2 separate regions of the Homo sapiens genome follow, and region 2 is linked to region 1. A link is an interaction called in ENCODE POLR2A ChIA-PET data of the cell type or tissue named here. Cell type or tissue: K562. All regions are shown on one strand. Links, peaks and the distances in the headings refer to the core of each region. The heading gives the core; the rest is flanking DNA.

Region 1 (10,719 bases), core at 883-8,882:
AGGTCCTTTCTCTCTTTAGCTTTACCTTCCTTCCAACTGTATGCTCATAAGATTCCACTTTGAATTCTTGAATTTGCAAGTGAACTGAGAACTCCACTTTGGAAGGAAAGAACTGGAACTCTTTTTTTTTTTTTGGTGAGACAGTCTCGCCCTGTCACCCAGGCTGTAGTGGCGCAATCTCAGCTCACTGCAACCTCTGCCTCCAGGATTCAAGCGATTCTCCTGCCTCAGCCTCCCGAGTAGCTGGGATTACAGGCATACACCACCATGCTCGGCTAATTTTTGTATTTTTAGTAGAGAGGGGTTTCACCATGTTGGCCAGGATGGTCTCCATCTCCTGACCTCGTGATCCGCCCGCCTCAGCCTCCCAAAGTGCTGGGATTACAGGCATGAGCCACCGCGCCCATCCAGGACTGGAACTCTTATGAGGCTGTTCTGGGATCCTCTTTCCAGGGCCTTCTGAAAACAGACCCTTGCAGGTAGGGAGCACAGGCTGTCCTACAAGGAAGGTTCTGGCCAATGCTAGCATCCCCCTTCCTTGGGCATCTCCCAGGCACTGCCTTGGAATAGCTGGAGCTGGCAGCAGAGGCAGCCCAGGCCTTTTGAGACTATCACCAGACACTCACATTTCTAGCTGCTTCTGGGACTATTCCTCCAGCTATGCTCAGCAATTCCTAGGGGAAGTAGCAATTGCTTTGGGTTTATCAACAACCCAGCGCTTTGTTCCAGTCTTCATTAGTGAATTAAGTGATGAAAGGATCAGTACCAGATTTCTACTAATGGGTGCCTCAAGAGGATTTGTCCCTGGGCTACAGCCCTGGGCAGCTTGGTCCCTGAGGTCCTGGTCATCTGGAAGAGCCTGGGCCATGGAGCAGACTTCATGGGGCGGCATCCTTCTCCAGGCCCTATCTTCTCTCCTCACCCCAAGTGTGCCCAGGCACCATGGCCAGGATGGGAGAGGGCCAGGGGGTGGTTCTACAGCAAGACTCTGAGAGCAGAGCTTTTGTTCTCTTTCTTAGCCACACAACACTTTTCTCAAATGAAACTGTACACAAAAGATCAAGGAGGTGCTGCTCTGGTTGAGGAGGGACCCAGAGCCCTAGAGGGCGCTGCTTAAGAGCCCATCAAAAGCAGGAGGAAGGGATGGGCCTCCAGCCAGCTGCTCCCTGCCTACTTCCCAAACATACCCAGGCCGCTCGCTGCTCCTGCTGTTGGAATGGACAGTGAAGACCGTCTCGTTCAGCTGGTCCCAGTAGTACTCAACACCAGAGTTTAAGGCCCTAAAAATCAGTTGGGAAGGGTAAAGAAGAAGGTGAAAGGCATTAGAGAGGGAAGGATAAGAGCTCCTGAAACTCCTGGCTTTGTGGACTGTGGCTGCCCATCCTTTCTCTCTCCTGGGGCTGAGCTGAAACCAAGACCAGAGCTGCTGCCTCATCAGGATGCTCAGTGCTGGATCAATTCAGACAAATCTCTAATAGCCTAAATGCCTGGAATGGTGGGTTTAGCTTCTCCCTTCCCCCTGACAAGCCTAACCGGCTCCTCCTCGGAGCTAAGAGACAGCTAAAAAAATAGCAACAACAGATACAGGCAGTGGGTCCTGAGTATTCTTCAGACACAGAGAAAGGAACTAAGATGGCAAATGTGAGGCTGGAGTGAGGCCCACTGGAGAGATACAGAGCCATGGACAGCCCTGCCCAATGGGCATGCCTAGTCTTGAAAAGCAGAGGCCTTGGCCAGGCGCCAGTGGCTCACGCCTGTAATCCCAGCACTTTGGGAGGCCGAGGCGGGCAGATCACAAGGTCACAAGATCAAGACCATCCTGGCCAACATTGTGAAACCCTGTCTCTACTAAAAATACAAAAATTAGCTGGCCGTGGTGGCACATGCCTGTAGTCCCAGCTACTCAGGAGACTGAGGCAGGAGAATCACTTGAACCAGGAGACAGAGGTTGCAGTGAGCTGAGATCGCGCCACTGTACTCCAGCCTGGGTGACAGTGCAAGACTCTGTCTCAAAAAAAAAAAAAAAGAAAAAAAAAAAAAAGAAAAGCAGAGGCCTCAGAAAACAAAGACAGTGCAGGCTCTCGCCCCTGGGGCGGCCTGAGCGGAGGAAGACAAACTTCACCAAAAGTCAGCTATTTAACCTAGAGGCCTAGGTCACCCTCCTTTAACAACAGAAGTTACCTCCATAAAGAGCAAACATCCCCAAGTGAGTGTATTATAGGATGCTGGGAGGTGCTTCCTTCCTAAACATGGGTGTTGGCTAGGACAGAGACCAGGCAGGGCCTGGAAGACGAGGGACTGTGTCCCAGGAGGTCCCAGGAGGTCCCAGGAGGCTGTGCTGCCTCAGGTAAAAGGCAACAAAACCAGGCACTGAGCCTCCAAATCTGCCTTTTTTTCTGAGATGGAGTCTCACTCTGATGCCCAGGCTGGAGTGCAGTGGCATGATCTCAGCTCATTGCAACCTCTGCCTCCTGGGTTCAAGCAATTCTCCTGCCTCAGCCTCCTGAGCAGCTGAGATTGCAGATGTGTGCCACCACGCCCGGCTAATTTTTGTATTTTTAGTAGAGATGGGGTTTCACCATGTTGGCCAGGCTGGTCTCGAACTCCTGACCTCAAGTGATCTGCCCACCTTGGCCTCCCAAAGTGCTAGGATTACAGGCATGAACCACTGCGCCCAGCCCAAATCTGTCTTTTTAATTTTTTTTTTATTTTTTATTGTTTGAGGTGGGGTCTCACTATGTTGCCCAGACTGGTCTTGAACTCCTGGGCTCAAATGATCTTCCCACCTCGGCCTCCCAAAGTGTTGGGATTACAGGCGTGAGCCACCATGCCCGGCCCAAATCTGTCTTTTAGAGGGTAACTATGATTAGGCTTCACCTGAGGGAATACTACTTGCTTCTTTGAAGGGAAAGAGCCACAGCCAAACAAAAGTGCTCTTCTTTTCACTGCGCTGTAGTAAACCTCTCCCAGCTCCTTTTAAGGGGCCTGTCAGGCTGTGGAGTTGGTGTAATTCCAAAGGCCACCTCTTTAAAAAGCAGTACAGTTGTCCCTTGGTATCTTTGGGGAATTGGTTCCAAGACCCCCTGTGGATACCAAAATCTATGGTTGCTCAAGTCCCTAATACACAAACTATCCATATCCTTTTGTATACTTAAAATCATCTCTAGATTACTTGCACTAATACAATGTAAATTATGCAAATAGTTATTATACTGTATTGCATCTCACTCTGTTGCCCAGTCTGAAGTGCAGTGGTGTGATCACGGCTCACTACAGCCCTGACTTCCCTGGGCTCAGGTGATTCTCCTACCTCAGCCTCCCGAGTAGCTGGTACTACAGGCGTGCCTCACCACGCCTGGCTAATTTTTTTTGTTTTTTGTTTTGTAGAGACAGGGTTTCACCATGTTGCCTAAGCTGGTCTCAAATTTCTGGGCTAAAAAATCTGCCTACCTCAGCCTCCCAAAGTACTGGGATTATAGGTGTGAACCACCGTTCCCAGACTAATTGTATTGTTAATTTTCACTGTTTTTTTTTCCCCAAAATGTTTTTGATTTATGGTTTGTTGACTCCATGAATGTGGAACCTGCAGATACCAAGGGCCAACTGTTTATCCTTCCTCTTCTAAACAGCCATTTTTGTGGGGTTTGGGGATTGTCTGAGAACCAGATGGGCATTGGAGGGCAAAGATGAGAAAAGGCTACCTTACATTATGCAAGAGGTAAATGGCCAGAAGTAACAGCAGAGGCCTCCAAAAACAAACTCATCTCTGTTTTTGGTGAGCAAATCCTGTCTGTGTTAGATACTATGTGAAGCTGGCTGCCAGGAAGACTGATTTACAAACTTGTCAAGATGTATTGACAGGTTGCAATACCACATGGGTCCCTGCCAAATCCCTCTTCTGGAATTCTTGCTAGCCAGGGCTGGTTAGTGACAACAAACTGTTCACATCAGACCTACAACAAACCATGTACTTCCTGACCCGGAACCTTCCTTCCTACCTCAGAAAAGAGGCCACAAGAAGGCCTTCTGTCTGAGCTGGGACTGTCAGCATAATGCTGGTGGCCAAAAGGTCCCCTCGAATGCTTTCCATCCAGGCAGCAGCATGGAGCATCATCGGCTCAGGGCTGTGACCTTGGCTACTGACTGAAGAGGTCCACTGCCAACAGAACAGGGGCCGTACTTCCTGTCTCAGATGTGTTGCTCCACTATGCCTCCCCATCCCAATCCTTTCTGCTCCCCACAAACAGGTCTAATTCTAAGCCTGGATTTGCTTTACTTTCTGTGGTCAGAGAGCTGGACTACAATGAGCTCATGGATTTGGTTTCAATTCCAGACACTGTACCAAGGAATAGAGTTGAAGACACCCTCTCTGGCTACTGAAACTCTTAGCTTTCTTTCTTTCTTTCTCTATTTTTTTCTGAGATGGAGTTTCATTCTTGTTGCCCAGGCTGGAGTGCAATGGTGTGATCTCGGCTCACTGCAACCTCAGCCTCCCAGATTCGAGTGATTTTCCTGCCTCAGCCTCCCGAGTAGCTGGGATTACAGGTGTGTGCCACCATGCCTGGCTAATTTTTGTATTTTCAGTAGAGACAGTGTTTCGCCATGTTGGCCAGGCTGGTCTCGAACTCCTGACCTCAGGTGATCTGCCTGCCTCAGCCTCCCAAAGTGCTGGGATTACAGGCATGAGCCACCATGCCCGGCCTGAAACTCTTAGCTTTCAATACCCAGTGTCACTGACTGTCTGTGAGCTAAAGAATGATCCCAACATGTCCTGGTGTCTTCTTGGGTCTCAGTGAGGGTGAATGAGTCACTGTTTGCTCTGGGTTCTTCCTGGGAACTACACAAATACACCAAGGGAGGAGGAAGGCTAGGAGGTCCAATCAGGGCCAGCCTTTTCCAGTGGGCTTCCACCTCACACCTGGCTTCCTCCACAGCATCTGGAAGCTGTGCTTCTGGGCCTGGCTCAACAACTTCCCCATGCTGAGACCTTCCAAGGGCTCCCTGAACAGACCTGAGCTCCCTCAGTGTCACGATGCTCTCTTCACAGAACTTCTGGCTCTGAACTTCCCAACTTCTTGGGACCATTCCCTTGGATAACATTCTTCTTTCATTTATCAGTGACACGACGGGAGAGGATCAGACCAAAGATGCCTGGTGTCTCTGCAGCGCGGGAAAGAGCCAGCACCTGGCTCTTAGAGCCTCGCCTGAAAGATGTGGTTTCCGTGGCAATTTTGGCTCCCTTTTGATTCGGAGGCATGCTTTCCCCTCCCTGGGTGATGATACTTGACTATAATTACCATGATTACAGAAGGGACAGAGCTGGGGCCTTGTCAGGAGCCCCACAGTTGGCCAATGGGCCAGATGCCCCATAGTCTCAGCCCACCTCTCTTCTGCCATGAGTCCCCTGATTCTGTCCTTTGAGCTGACTCTGAGAGGCAGTGGGCTTCCCGCCAGCACCTCCCCCTATCACATTTGTAGGGCTGGTTTATGAGGCCGGAAGTAAGCAAGCACCCCCTCATATCAACCTGGCACTTCACACCCCCCATGGTTATCAGTGGGGGTGCTGGCTGGCTGGCAGGCAGCCAGAGGCACAGCAGCAGCTTGGGCAGAGTGCAGGTGGGGGAGCAGAGGAGGAGGGAGCGCCTCAGTGCCAGGAAGGGCGGGATGACTGCGCTATCAGCCCCTGGGATGGCTTTGTAGAGGGGCTGACTGGCCAGTTGTTTGTCTTCTTGCCTGTCCTAAGAATTCCTTCCCCTGGAGAGATGGAGGATTTTTGAAGGCCTTAGTCTACTGCCAAGTGGGTTTTAGTACCACCAAGAGATGCCCAAGGAGCTTGTTCCTCTGTCTTTGTGCTTGGAGAGACTGCTGAGGCAAAGACAATGGAGGAGAAATCAAGAGCAGTATTGAGAGCACAAAATGGGGTGCAGCTGCCTGTGCCTGGGACAAAGGCAGACAGCCACCTGTTTCGGAGGGAGGGCTGCAATCTTGGCCCAGCTGGCTGGCTGGATCCTGTGCCCTTGGGAATGGGTGTGCCAGGGAGCTGTATCACCCAGGGATAGGCAGCTGCCTATGAGACACACAAGAACCCTGAGCTCCTACTTCCCTATTTGTTCTCCTCATTTGAGACTGGAGACCACTCATCTGTAGACCGCTCAAAAGACATGAATGCGCTCACTGATCCTCTCTCATTTCCACCTGCATCCATGCCTGACCTGCTGAAATGTCTCAACACAATCTAAAGCTGCATTCTTTACCTGAGGTCTTAAAGAGTTACAAAAGTATGTGTGTGTTATTGTGGCATATTTTTCTGTGGAAGACTGTACATTGCTTTCGTCAGAATTTTAAAGGGGTTTTTGAGTGAAAAGCGCTCTGGATAGTAAAGTGAGGAATTCTAGTTCTGTCATCTGTTAGGAGGCCTCAGAGGAGTCTTAACTTCCTTAGGTGTATATTGCTCACACACAGTCTTCCTTGCCTAAGCTTTGAAGAACTTAAGTCATGTCCATGTCCAATTTATATGGTACCCTTACATTTTGGGCCCTAAGGCTTGAGGCATTTGCCAACCTGACCCAAGAAGTCAGGAGAAACAGCAACCAAAAAAGATGGGCTAAACTAGTTTTCTTAGTCCAACACAACTTGGTCTGTGACAGGACACTGTTCAATGTGTCCAGTGCTAATGCCATCTTACTCAGGGAAGAGGCTTGAGTTCCTGGTGGGTAAGAGAGTTCCCCAGGCAGCCCAAGATGGCTTAGGCCAGCTGAGACTCTGGGATGCTGGAGCAACATATGGGGAGAAAAGAGAAAACAGAAGCCAAAGTCAGTTTCATGTTTGGCTGAGGTGACTGTGACTGACACAAAGTAGGCAGGCTGGGGTTTCAGACATAAAAACCTTTATGAGGCCACAACAAACTGGGTGTAGATTATTTTTGCAAGGGAGAGGACTAGAAATTTGGCTGGGACAAAAGTTAGTGGTGGAAGCCATAGACAAAACAACACTGCTGAGGAAAGAGGTCTTGGAGAAACAGGGAAAGAAAGGCCTGTAACTGAAGTGTAAGTAAGAGTAGAATCATAGTCCAGAATTCTGTGCCAGTTTTGGAAAAGATGCTTATTAGATTTCTCTTATGAACTGTTAAGAAAAGAGATAAGACAATCAGCATCATGTGCTTTGGGGAAAAGGAGTATTTCAGGACAGATCCTGGGACTAGGGACAGGCCAGAAGAAGGGCAGAAACTGAGAGACCCAAGGAGATAATGAAAATGCTCTCTGGATGCTCCAGAGATGGTGAAAGATGGTCTCTGGAGCAAGTGGCTTGCAACACAAAACATTCTTGCAGCTCCAAGAGCAGCCTGAGCAGGCTAGGCTTAGACAGTAGTCTGTCTTTGGGAGGAGCTCAAAAAATTCAAAATGGAATGCAAGAGCTGCCCTAAGAACCAGTTTTCCTTTCTCCTAGGCCACTGACCTAATTCAGCCGATAAGGACTCAATCAGCACTTCCCTACCAGGCCACATGAGCTGACCCAAATACATCCTTTAGGAGAAACTATCAAGGATCCCATCAAAAGGCAACACGGACACTTCCGATAACCAGAGACCCTGTTGGAACTGTCACACCACACTCTGTGATCTGCAGAACACTCTGGGAAAAGACTCTGCACCAAGTGGAGGTCAACATGAGGACAGCCTGGAGGCAGAAGTGGCATTTAGTCGGCTGGAACCTTGCAGCGTCCCACGCAGCAATCAACCTGATCGGCAGTGAGGCAGAGCTTCACACTCTCCACCTGGCTGAGGCTGGAAACTGATGACAGACCTGGCTGACTCCCAGCGTCTCTAATGAATGGATGCCTGGAGAAACTCTGACCTCCATAAAGCCAGAGGAAGGGGAAGGGGTGTCATCAGGACTTCAGACACAAATCCCCTCCTACTCCCTACTTCAAGACCAGATAATAATTGCTTTGACTGTAAATTGAGCTTTTCTTTTTTTTTTTTTGAGACAGAGTCTCACTCTGTCGCTAGGTTGGCGTGCAATGGCATGATGTCAGCTCACTGCAACCTCTGCCTCTCAGGTTCAAGCGATTCCCCTGCCTCAGCCTCCTGAGTAGCTGGGACTACAGGCACGTGCCACTATGCCCGGCTAATTTTTTGTATTTTAGTAGAGACGGGGTTTTACCACGTTGACCAGGATGGTCTCAATCTCCTGACCTCGTGATCCGCCTGCCTCAGCTTCTCAAAGTGCTGGGATTACAGGCATGAGCCACTGTGCCCAGCCCCAAATTGAGCTTTTCAATCTGCTTTCACTAGTATAAGCTAGAGCTCCAAGCAGAAAGGAAAACAAGCAAGACAGAATTGTTGTTAGAGATCAGTTAGAGATCGGCTATTAGAGATCAGTGGCTTAACAAATTAGGGTTTCAACAATACCTATTTCCAATTCTTTTTAAGTTAAAGTCTACGGTATTTACTCAAACCCAAGACCACCTGTTGAATTTTTCTAGCAGGGTTTAAAAAAGAATCTTTGATATCTATGCTTTTGACTGCAGGGAAACTTTAGTATCACTAGGAAACCAGAGAACAAGGGAAAACAAAGAAAAAAAAATACTGCCTTTAGATTCAAGAAAACATGATCACTAAATCAGTCTCTGGATGAAATGTGAAATGGGGAGCTAATCCTACCAGCCCCTGTGGGAAGAGGGCCCTTTAAGGAGTGGCGCTGAGAATGAGGCAGGCTCTAGATGGATTGACATTTCCCTTCTAAAAGACCCCAGTTGGTGAATACTGATTACCCCAGTCCTCGGCCCCAGTGATCCCTCAACCCCCACACTTTAAGCCACTTACTCTGGTCGGCAGATCACCAGGTCTCCTTTGTTAGTACCATAGGCCAAGCCAAGCCCTGGCTCAGGCAGCCAACGGGCAGAGTTGATACTGACATGTCTCCGCTGGTCGGCAGGCATGGGATAAAGGACGTTGAAAACTCTCTAGGTAGAGGAAAAGAGGGAAAAAAAGAGAATGGGAGGAGAAACAATTTGTTACCAAGAATAACAAAATCCAGGGAGAAACAAATTAGAAGGAGGAAAGGAGGTGGTTAGGCTGGGAACAGGATGACTCTTTTTTTTTCTTTTTTTTCTATATCTATCTATCTATTTTATTATTTATATATAAATATATATAATATATATTTTATTATTTATATATAATATGTTTTATTATTTATATATAAATATATAATATATATTTTATTATTTATATATAAATATGTATTTTATTATTTATATAAATATATATTTTATTATTTATATATAAATATATATATTTATTATATATTATATATATTTTATTATTATACTTTAAGTTCTAGGGTACATGTGCACAACGTGCAGGTTTGTTACATATGTATACACGTGCCACGTTGGTGTGCTGCACCCATTAACTCGTCAGTCACATTAGGTATATCTTCTAATGCTATCCCTCCCCACTCCCCCTACCCCACAACAGGCCCCGGTGTGTGATGTTCTCCTTCCTGTGTCCAAGTGTTCTCATTGTTCAGTTCCCACCTATGAGTGAGAACATGCGGTGTTTGGTTTTCGAACAGGATGACTCTTAACTCATGCCTGAGAACTTGGGGCAGCAGGAGAGATGGGATTCTCTTAGTTTTGGGGAGAGCTAGGTCTCTTTTAAGAAATACTAGGGGACTCTATGGCTCTAATAATGCGCTCTCCTTAGAGCCTTTTAGCTAACTAACTTCATTGCTTTTAAATTAACTCCCTGGAAAGCCCCATAAAGCCCACCATACCAGGACGGACTGCCCATAACTTTCCTCTGACCAGGCCAACCAGTGAGCATCAGCCTTGGCTGGTAGTCCTGTTACCATGGTAACCACAGTGCTCTCACAGCAATGGGGAATTGGAGGTGATAGGGGGGCGGGAGGGGGTGATAACATCAGAGAACATTCTTAATTCATCTAATTAAAAGCAATGTTAAAACTGCTATTGTTAAGGAAACCTAAAAGGTGCATTAAGATGGAGGGAGCGGAGCAGAGGGGAATCGTGAACATTCAGGCACACAACTTGTTTCTAGCTTATATAAATCACCGTTAAATTGATTGTTTCTCTTTTTCCAAGCTAATATTTTCTGAGCGGCATATTTTCTAAGTATGTAGGGTTTGGGCTGAAGGTAAACTATGGCCTCACAGTCTCTTTCACCACTCTCTGATATGTTTTAGAAGCAACTTAATCAGAGATAGGGGCAGGTCAGTGGAAGAATAAAAGACATGGGCTTTAGAGTTAATAAGACTTGGGTTCGAGTCCTGATGCCACTACAAAACAATATCTCTAGATCTCAACTTAGAACAAACACATACATTCAAATAATTTGGGAGATTAAAAGAGATGATGTATAAAATGCCTGCCATGGTGCAAGCTCCTAAATAGTAACTGCTATTATTGCAACCAGGAACCTGTATCTCAGTCTCTTCACAAATGATCATCAGGGCCTATGAAAACGACAGGAAGCTGAAACTCTATAAACTGGAGTTTATTTCCCTTCTTGCTTCCCCAGTTTTTAATTTATCAAATATGAACTTCATTTCATCTGCCTTTACCTGCCCCCAGGGTTGATAGAAGGGGAAAAAAAGAGAAAACAAATGAGCATGTGGTTTAGACAGTAATATTCATAAAATGAACTTAGAGTGGTACAATTATAATTATTTTTCTGACTATCCTGATGAGGGATGA
Region 2 (10,719 bases), core at 1,391-9,390, 92 kb after region 1:
TCGGGGCTTTCTGATATCTCTCTCATATCACAAACACTCCATAGCTCTAGCCACAGATCTATTCAGGGTCCCTGAATAAGCCCTGTAAATCTCCTGTCTCTACGCTTTTGCTTAAGCTACTCCCTTTATCTAGAATCTCCTCGCTATACCCATCACCAATATCAATTCCTCTCTCACAGTTCTATGCAGTCTTCAATACCCAGCTCAAATCCATGAAGCTTTCTCACCTCTCCCCAAATACTCTCTCCCTTTATACAATGCTCTCCTAGTATTTTAGTGGTAACTTATTACAGTCTATCTTTTTAGATACTTATGTAAAACTTGATGCTATTCCATAACTTAAAATGCTTCAATGATTCCCTCTTGCCTATGGGATAAAGTTCATCTCCTTTGCAAGGCACGCAAGACAAAGATCTAGCTCCATTCTAGGGGCTCATCTGCCACACATCTTTAACTTTACAGTCTAGCCACACCTATCAACAAAGCAATTCCCCAAATATTCCATGCTGTTTCATGTTTCTATGACCATGCATTTACAGCTGGTACTCAAATAATGTTGTTTCATTCAATGTTGTTTTGTATAATGTTGATGAGGGAAAAAAATCAATTCCTGGCCATGGCCACTGTCTGAGTTTGCACACTTCCCCATGTCTGTGTGGGTTTTCTCTGGGCATTCCAGTTTCCTCTCACATCCCAAAGATGTGCACATTGGATGAACTGGCATGCCTAGACTACCTTAGTCTGAGTGAGTGTGGGTGTGTGCATGAGTGCACCCTGTGACGGAATGGCATCCTGTCCAGGGCAGGTTCTCCCTGTGCACCCTGAGCTGCCAGGATAGGCTCCAGCCACCTGTGAGCCAGAATGGGAATAAGCAGGTTGGAAAATAAATGAATACAAAATAATGTAAAAATATGTAAAGCATACAATAATCATACAGATGCACAACAATAATGATGCAGTACTAAGTCTCAGGGCACTGACCATATTTGTTCCTGTTTATGTTTTAACTACATAGTAGTTCCTCACAATTTTCACTTTGCAAACATCTATTCCTTGATTTACCTCACCCCACATTGACCACTGTCACTCACTGATTCACCAAAAATCAAATAATTATATTTTTATTAATCTTTTAGATGTACAAACAGCTCACATTTATTTCAATGTTTAATATAAGAAGTGTTTTGGGTGTTTTAGATGCTTGGTGACGTTTTTGTAGCCAGAAATATGTCACAGGAACTTAACTCTTGTTCATATCAATTAGTCTATGGTAAAATTAGTTTCATTATAGTAGTTTCGCTTAAGTTACAGTTTCCAAAGAGGAATTACTGTACTTGCCTTTCTCCTAAGTATACCTAAATAAAGACCCTATTTTAAGACTTACAGCTCTTTTCTAAGCCATTTTGTAAAGACATTCGACCACTACAAAAATTATCTGGAAAATAAGAGAGGTTTTTGTCTCTCTCCAGGTCATTTTCTTTCTTTTTTTTTGTTTTAATTTTTTATGAAAATAAAAAACTGCACAGGCTGGAGAGCAGTGGCATAATCTCGGCTCACTGCAATCTCCGCCTCCTAGGTTCAAGCAATTCTCCTACCTCAGCCTCTTGAGTAGCTGGGACTATAGGTGGAGAAGTTTTTGTCTCGTTCCACATTAAGAACTAATTTTGTATAATACCACCACTCAATAAATGTAGATGGCTGGCTGATTCCTAACTGCTTTAAGCAGGTTCCAACCTATAAAGAGAGTAACTTTACAGTGTGTTTCCTCAGCATTTCTCTTGCACTCCTAATATTAGAGTCTGTGGCTCATAAGACAAAGGAAAAGACAAAGGGAACTCTATTTCAAAATGAAGTAGATAATACCTTATCCCTCTCTGACGATTTTACTTGCCAAAAGTTACCCCCTCTTCCTTGGGTACAAGTTATATATTTGTTATTAGAGAGTAGTCACTGATTCCTACAGAAGTCCTAGAAATTCCCGGCTCAGAAGAGAGCAGGAACAAGTACTGTCAAGGACAGGTGGCTAGAATTCTAGTCAGGAGAACTTGAAATACATGAGTCATCAGGTCTATCACCTGATAAGAATGGTATTCTCTAGTTTCTAACATATCTTCTTTGCCATGACTCAACTAGGCTTTTTAAGTTATATCAAAGGGGCAGATGAAGAATATTAAATTGTGGGCCAGATGTGGTGGCTCACGCCTGTAATCCCAGCACTTTGGGAGGCCGAAGTGGGCAGATCACGAGGTCAGGAGTTCAAGACCATCCTGGCTAACACGGTGAAACCCCATCTCTACCTAAAATACAAAAAAATTAGCTGGGCGTGGTGGCAGGCACCTGTAGTCTCAGCTACTCAGGAGGCTGAGGCAGGAGAATGGCATGAACCTGGGAGGCGGAGCATGCAGTGAGCCGAGATTGTGCCGCTGCACTCCAGCCTGGGTGACAGAGCGAGACTCTGTCTCAAAAAAAAAAAAAAAAAAAAAAAAAAAATGAATTTTTGCTTTGTGTTCACAACTTGGCTGTTTATAGCAGAAGAGGACTAGCTTCTGGCCTATCTCAAGTTTCAACATGTCTTGCTCACTAATCATTTGTAGCTTTTGACATAAAGTGAGAGATGTGCAACTCTTCCTTTTTCTTGAACATACAGAGGTCACTATAGGGATATTAAATGGCCTAATTTCAATATTGCTGTGTATCAGGGAATAGGAAGGCCCAAGAAGAGGAAGAGAGATGGGGGAATCGCCAGTGAGTGGAGCAGTCAAAATATATACAACATTTACAATTAAGCTTATTGTCTTATATGATTGTGGTTCACAGTGCCCCAAAACAATTACAATTGATCACAGGTCACCATAACAGATCTAATAATAATGAAAACATCTGAAATACTGCAAGAATTACCAGTGTGACAGACAGACACAAAATGAGCACATGCTGTTGGAAAAATGGTGCCAACTGCTCAATGTCGGGTTGCCACAAACCTTCAATTTGTGAAAAACACAATACCTGCAAAGCGCAAAAAAAGCCAAGCACAATAAAACAAAGTGTGCCTGTATTTGGTCACAATGTGGACTTCTGGGAAAAGAGGACCCAAATATAAGCAAATTAATTAGAATAGTTAAGAAAATAAATTAACAGACCTAAAGAGAATTCATCTTAAGGCTAAAAGACTAGAATTCTCATTGAGATGTTTTTTCCAGGCAGAAATCCAAAGTACAGCCCGTGTGTCAAAATTGTGAATAAGAGACTTCTGTGCCAGCAACAGTCTTTTATTTGTTTAATACATATGGGGATCTCACTATGTTGCCCAGGCTGGTCTCGAACTCCTGGGCTCAAGCAATCCTCTTGCTTCAACCTCCCAAAGTGCTGAGATTACAGGTGTGAGCTGCCACACCCGGCTCTAGCAACAGTTTTCAAGAAGCTGAATGTAATTATCCAGTGGCTAGTATATACGATGCAGATATTTGCGACTGATCTAATCTGAAGCTTCTCTAGTCTGACTGTCATTAGCAAAGCCTTTGCTACAGTATCCCTTTGCCTCAGAAAGCAAAGCAGCTATAAAAAGAGGCAGGAAGGGCAGGAATATGGGCTAGGGAGGATTCTGGAATTATAATTACATTTAGATTAACAGATAAAATGAGTAAGGGGGCAAGCATAGCTGGAATAATTGTCATAAAGCATACACACCACCTCTTTTGTAGGCCTTAGCAACTACGGGCCATAGCACTTAACCTGGGCTTTATAAAAGCCCCCTCCCTCTTTCCAAAGGGATGGCAAACATGAAAATGGAAGTCTGCCTTACGCTTATTTGCCATCTCCATTCTAGTAGGTGGTCTGGGCTTGAAAGCAGACAGACAGCAATGTCATGGGCAGCCACACCTTTACCCTGCTTATGAACATCTTTATGCAAAGGCAGCTGCTGAGAGCTTCAGGAGAGACCTGCTGACAGCAGGTTTCTGGATGTCCTGTTTGTGCAGTTTGATAAACACAAGGACCCTGCAGTCTCAATCCTTGCTGTAGACAGAGATGAATGGCAGGAGAGGAAGCCTGCCCAGGAAGATGGTCATTCATCTAGATCACAAAAGAACAGAAAATTTAACCTGATGCTGACCAACCTCCAAAGCCACCCTCCCAAGAGATAAATCTCAATGGTCTTGCTCCACAGCAAGCTCTTGGAAAGGCTCAAAAATGGTGGTACATCATTTTCAAAGGTTTTTAAATCAGCAGGACAATAAAACTCAGACACTAAATATGCTTGCTCCTGTCCTCTAACCTTAGACATATCTGATTTGGTCAAATGGAAGAGAACCACAAAAGATGGGCTCTGAGTAATGGCTCCCTTGGTTTTCTGAGAACACTATACAACTGGATGTGACAAGCCCAAAAATGGCAAAATGATCTATGACTTAGCAAACAGAGGGAGAGGTCATCAAAGTGAGGTAGCAAAGGCAAGAGCATGAAGTGCTGAGAAGGTGAGGATACCAAACAAAGGAACAACTGTCTTAATGGTAACCTAATTGTTAGGAGGATTACTCGCCATATCTACCTTACATGTCTCTCTGTACCTGAAAAAAATATAAATCGTGACTGCACATGCCTCTGACTTTCCTTCTAGTTACCAAAGCTAAGGCAAAAGATTGGGGCAGAAAAATTAAAATGTGCTGGTACATTCCTTCTTTGTTATTCTCCCTCCTCACAGAGCACGTGGACACTCAGAGGACAGGAGCAACCACAAGCAGCATTCAGTTTACTGTAGAGGGAGGTGGGCAGGGAAGGAGACAGAGAAAGAATAAACAGTCAGTTTCAACCAGCCAGTAACATCCTTTACTAGAAGACCTGGACTACTAATGTTGAGGTGACTAATCCACAGCTGCTATTAAAAACAAGATTCTAGTCTACATCAGCCCAAAAAGAAAGGCAAACACCCCAGAAGGGACTTTCCAAGGAGTATGAGAGAAATCAGTCCATTGTTACTAACCAGGGAGCAATATAAGACCCCCTGAGAAAAAACAGTAAGTCAGTGCATGAAAGGTGAAGAAGGAAATGTAAATTCAGGTCATGCTAAAGCCAGGGGAGGGGGTGGGGGAGAGCGCACAGGTGGGCTGGGGGGAGCATAAGGAGGAGGCAGTCTGACACAGGAAAATCGAGGGGGAAGGAAGGGGAGAGAGAGAGGAGGTGGTAGCAGGAGAAAGGGAAGGTAAGACAAGAACAGAACATTTTAAACTAACCCAGAACTCCCTTGTGAAGGACAAGTCACGAGGCAAGATACAGCTTGAAGGCATGAGCCCCACATTTCACCACTGCAAAAAGATAACGCAGTCTCCCAGGCGTGCATGGAAAGAGGGCTAGGCAATCCACAACACTGACTCCCAGGGCTCCACAGCATTAGTGAGAGAAAGTCACCCAGGCTTTTCAGCAGCACTAAGTGCCAGCAGCCTTGGCATGTATGTTTCAACTGCTTCCCTGAATAGACCCTGGTGCTGGAAAAACCGTATCTACAGGAGAACATATTTCACTGTAAGTATCTGCCTGGCTAAGGGAACAAACACTCCATTTCCTTCACTGCTGATATACGCATCCACCTCACCCTAGAGTGGACAGAAGGGAGAAGGAACAAGCTGACAGTCAGAAGGTAGCTCTGCTCTTCTCCTGCAGTTGACAAGAGAGAACCATGACCTCTGCTCCATTTGCCACACCACTGCTACTTCAGGCCATCCCTGCATTTCTTTCACATTTACATCTTTCTCAGACAAATAAACCTCCCACTTAGTTTTCCTTTTGCTTCTAAGAGCACAAATGCTAGTAGTGTGTTTAATGACAGCATCAGGAAGGCAAATTGGTACAAAGGTTGTTCTCACTTTCCTAGTCCTTTCTGGCAAAGAGATTTCTTAAACACACTAAAAAGCTTTGTTGCAAGATGACTTGTGAGGAACTAGCCATTCAGTTAAGGAAGAAAGCTGAGGGGGAGATGAGAACTCTTAAGGCCCCAGACCTGACCCGGCTATGTCAAGATGGAAGGTGGGGAGGAAATGACTGACAGGCTGTCCTCTTTCACAAATGCCAGTGAAGAAGGAGGAAGAAATAATGCTTAACCGCCCTTCTCTCTCTCTTGCTTTTATGTTTGACAATACCAAAATATAAGGAATCAAAATGAGCCAAATGTTCAATTTGATACAGGCCATAAAAGCTCAGTTTCAGGATGGAAAGAAACACAATGAATGGCTAGAAAGGTCAGAAGCAGCAGATGAGAGAATGCAAAACCCAGCAATAAGATTGGCTAGCTTAGGCTGGGCGTGGTTGCTCACACCTATTATCCCAGCACTTTGGGAGGCCAAGGCAGGCGGATCACAAGGTCAAGAGATGGAGACCATCCTGGCTAACAAAGTGAAACCCCATCTCTACTAAAAATACAAAAAAAAAAAAAAAAAATTAGCCGGGCGTGGTGGCAGGCGCCTGTAGTCCCAGCTACTCCGGAGGCTGAGGCAAGAGAATGGCATGAACCTGGGAGGCGGAGCTTGCAGTGAGCCGAGATTGTGCCACTGCACTGCAGCCTAGGCAACACAGCAAGACTCCGTCTCAAAAAAAAAAAAAAAAAAAAAGGCTTGGCACGGTGGGTCACGCCTGTAATCCCAGCACTTTGGGAGGCCAAGGCGGGCAGATCACGAGGTCAGGAGATCAAGACCACCCTGGCTAACATGGTGAAACCCCATCTCTACTAAAAATACAAAAAATTAGCCAGGCGCGGTGGCGGGCGCCTGTAGTCCCAGCTACTCAGGAGGCTGAGGCAGGAGAATGGCGTGAACTCGGGAGGCGGAGCTTGCAGTGAGCCGAGATAGCGCCACTGCACTCCAGCCTGAGCGAAAGAGCGAGACTCCGTCTCAAAAAAAAAAAAAAAAAAGATTGGCTAGCTTAAATTCTAGAGCCTGGGGCTGACCCTGCTCCTTTAGCGCATCCTCCCATGGCTCTCCCCGCTGACCACTCAAAAAAGCCCAAAGAAGCAAGAAATCATTTCTCAACCCACCACATTAATTTGACAGACAACTTTTTAAGGTTCCTGAATGGGGGGTAAGAGTAGGGAGACCAAAAAAGTTTAGGCAATGGAGTAGGATCTTAAAGAGTCAGTCTGATCAGGGCACTAAGATAGAAAATCCGCCTCTTAGGGAAATCCAAGTATTTCAGAACGAAGACAACATCTCCACAGCTACTCTGCTTAGGAGAAAAAACACCAACCCTCCAGCCTCCCTGATGTGGTAAAGACAGTCCATGAGAAGCTTTCCACGGTCACTGGACATGCAAAAGGGAAATAAAAATGTTGCCCGAGGAGCAACAGCCACCATCCTCTCGCAATCTGGCCTGGGGCCCAATGGGAGGTCTCTGTCCTCGCGCGCCAGTGAATCAGCAAAGCAACTGCCAGAGGTGGGAGTGCTCTGGGCATCTTAACCCTCTGTCCCTCACCCCATCCTGCTACTCATAAATAATAATTGAGGAGTTGGGAGCAAGAACATCCACCATTGTAGCTCCAACAGTGGCCAACTTGGAAGCACTCCAAGCTTGAGAGGAGAGGGAAGAAAGCAAGCTGAGTATGTACTTACTCAAAGTCCTCAAATTCCAAGTCGGTTCCCTCTACTGATGGACCCTGGTTGTCTGAGGAAGAGGAGGAGGTGGAAGAACGGAGACGGTTCTGTTGGTAGCGCATGGAGCGCTGGCGAATACTGTCTCTCCGTGAGAGATACTGGATCATCCTCTGGGCGTAGTATGCAGCAGGAGATAATCTGAGAGAGACAGAGATGGACAAACACAAACTAGCACTAATGTGGGGAATACTATGAAAGGCAGTTAATCCAGCTCTCCCATGGCATCTCCCTGCTGAGGTGAACTCTGGAGACATGAAAATTAAAGGGCATTTAACTCAACTCACCAGGAGGTTTGCACTGCAGAATATACTTATCAGACTATCACCAGTGTTTCTGTTCTGAGATAAGGCAAACAGGCAGCTTAACCAGACATCTTCTGAGGAAAAGCTGCCCCTCCCCAAGAGAAACACTGGGCCTTTCCTTCTAGCTTCTGAAGGTACACTTTTAGCTCCTCAGGGTGCTCTTTACACAGAGCTGTGCTCATTCATAGCTTTTCCTTGATCACCATCCATACGCAAAATGGAAGACATGAAAGGGACCTGAGCAATTATCTACCATCATGTTTTACAGATGAGAAAAGATGCCAGGAGATGGTAAGCCTCAGATGATTAAAGAAGGTATCCACAGGTATCTTCACCAGGACTTCTGTCTTCTCCAACAAGTATACACAGCTCCAGATTTGTCCTACCTCCTTAGCATGATCTCTTGGAACCTCTTTTTCTCTCCCTTAAGAATTAGTCATAGATATTTGTAACATGGGGAAAAAATTCAGAACTGAGACTGACAGTAAAATATACTTGGGAGAACAGAAAATCTAACAGAAAAAAATAAAAGAGATTTTTTTCTATTTCTTACAATCAGAGCATCAGAGGCTGCGTGGGCACTGGGCAATATGGAAGGTGAGAGTTGTTCCTCTTTCTTCTCCTTTATGATGGCTATTCCTGTAAATAATTAGTCCAGATCTACATTCTTCAAACTACGGCTTTAATATCTTGCTACTCCATGAAAACTCCTAGTGTTATATACAATTCTCCACATTGCCTTCTCAAGTTTTCCTCCATCTCTCACAACAGTATTATATAATTTGACGCTATGGACTGAAAACATGAGAGGAACAATAACAGAAAAATGTTTTCTATGATAATATTAAATGGATTACTAAAAAATTTCAAGACTAAAAACCTGCCCCAGGCACACTTGACTCAATAATTCTACTAGAAACTTTATCCTACAGAAATACATAAGGTTACAAAGATATATATAAGAAAGTTCATTTGCAACATTGTCAGCATTAGTGAAAAACTGGGAAGCAACCCAAATGCCCAGCAACAAATTAAATAAATTATTAATATATCCATACAAAGAAACACCATGTAGCAATTAAAGAGAATAAACTATTCCTATATACTCACAAGGAAAGTCCTCTAAAATAAAATCTTAAGTGGGAGAAAAATTGAAGAATGGTCTGTATACACTAATACATATACTAAAATATGTTGCTGTTACTAGGCAAAAAAAACTATAAGGGAACAACACAGCAATCCTAATGAGGATTCCTGGGACTTTTGTATTTTATATACTTCCATAATGTTTGAATATAAAAGGAAAAGGGCATAGATTTTCGGTTTTTTAATGGAAATCAGAAAAAAATTGATTAAGAACAGAAACAGGAATAGTTATATCCAAATGGTACAAAAAGTATTGGCAACTATCTTGCAAAGAGGTCCTCAGTAAGTCTACCAACCCAGGTCACAGTCAACTGCAGTCAACTGCTAGAGGAACATAGGCTGCCTCTGAAATGCCTGTCATCAAAGGTGGTATCCTTCTGGCCAACCAGCAAATGGAATTCCCAAGCAGAACAGCTAACAATCTTTTAAACTCAAAAGTCTGTTTTACAGAATAATACACTGCAGTGAACACCAACGAGTCAATATTATAATATCTGTGTATAGCAAGTAGGCATAGGAGGCACAGATGCCTTGGCCAAGAGAATCAGAGTACAAGAGCTAGTTCCTAAAAGCCTCAACTGGAGGAACTTTCATTATCTGTTTGGGCCCCTGTTCCCATGCATTTTGCAAGGATGAACCACAGAATCCTAAATTTTCAACCAACAGAAGTCGATGTTCGTGCACTGTTCTTATATCTGCCCAATATATAGAACTCTTCTAGCAGAAATCAAGCATCATTGGTTAAATTCTCAAGTCAATCAGACTAGAAAAGAATATACAAGGAGAAAAATCTCAAGAGGAGAAAGAAGACCCTTTTATTTGGAACCGATTCTGAAAAGTGATAAGTACACTTACTTTATAGGCTACCCTAAGTAATGGAAAAAACATAATATTATTGGTGATAGAGGTAGACATAATGTTGATGCTAATGATAATAAGAAGACTGCCTTTTTATGTAGGGACATAGGAATTCCCCAAGCTATGAAACTGTAGATTAATGGTTTAAAAAGCATTCCTGCCACAATTATTAAATACAAGTATATCCTAGCCTTGTCCTTTTAGATATGCAGAGGGAAGCTAAGGATCTGAATGCTGAGGTGTCTCACTAAGGCTCTGACCTATACATAGTGTATAGGGTGAAGCCTAAGAGGAAAAAGAAACTAAACAACCAGCAATGAGGTAGTAACAATCATCCTCCTAACAAAGAGCTGGAAAATCATCAAACAACCCTAGTCTTCCAAGTGAACATTTTAAATGTTTAAATAAATCCTTAAGTTTTCTTCAAGGAAAAATACTTCCTTTTCCAAAAAAACCTATTTTGTATTCAAAGTGTAAAAATACCAACACCACGAAGTATGACACTTTCCGTGATAAAGATCACAGTAGGATAAATAACAGATTTATTATATAAAAGGAGGATAAATCATGGTCGTTAAGTATCCTTGTAGAACACTGCCAGGTTAAAAGTTCTGGGGATGAGATGCCTATTGCTGTCTTTATTGCAAGAACTTCTCTATCTCAGTGCTTCAAAGTAATTGATTCATATGAAAAATTCCTTTCCCTTATATTTAGGGTGTATAATCCTCAAACATCATTAGAGACTCACATAAACTTCCTTGTTTCACTCATCATCTATG

The links. Peaks named below come from ENCODE experiments on the same cell type or tissue, not always from the same donor. Only the 100,000 strongest peaks of a DNase experiment are listed, where the experiment ranks them.
Region 2: POLR2A ChIA-PET joins it to region 1 with 5 read pairs; 6 of 35 experiments call an interaction of 5 or more read pairs at or near these places.

What each region holds. Positions count from the first base shown.
Region 1 is chr11:46,409,089-46,419,807 of GRCh38, forward strand. AMBRA1 (autophagy and beclin 1 regulator 1) reads right to left here. Exons shown (of 18, transcript NM_001387011.1): 15 at 8,825-8,964; 16 at 1,188-1,280. Among named protein-coding and RNA genes, the nearest start is that of CHRM4, 23 kb to the left of the region's middle. In K562, for the core only: a CTCF peak has its summit at 1,098 (motif pointing right); no DNase peak of the experiment used is centred there.
Region 2 is chr11:46,500,599-46,511,317 of GRCh38, forward strand. It overlaps AMBRA1 (autophagy and beclin 1 regulator 1), which reads right to left. Exons shown (of 18, transcript NM_001387011.1): 9 at 7,593-7,772. Among named protein-coding and RNA genes, the nearest start is that of MIR3160-1, 54 kb to the left of the region's middle. In K562, for the core only: no CTCF peak of the experiment used is centred there; DNase peaks (open chromatin) are centred at 5,313 and 7,973.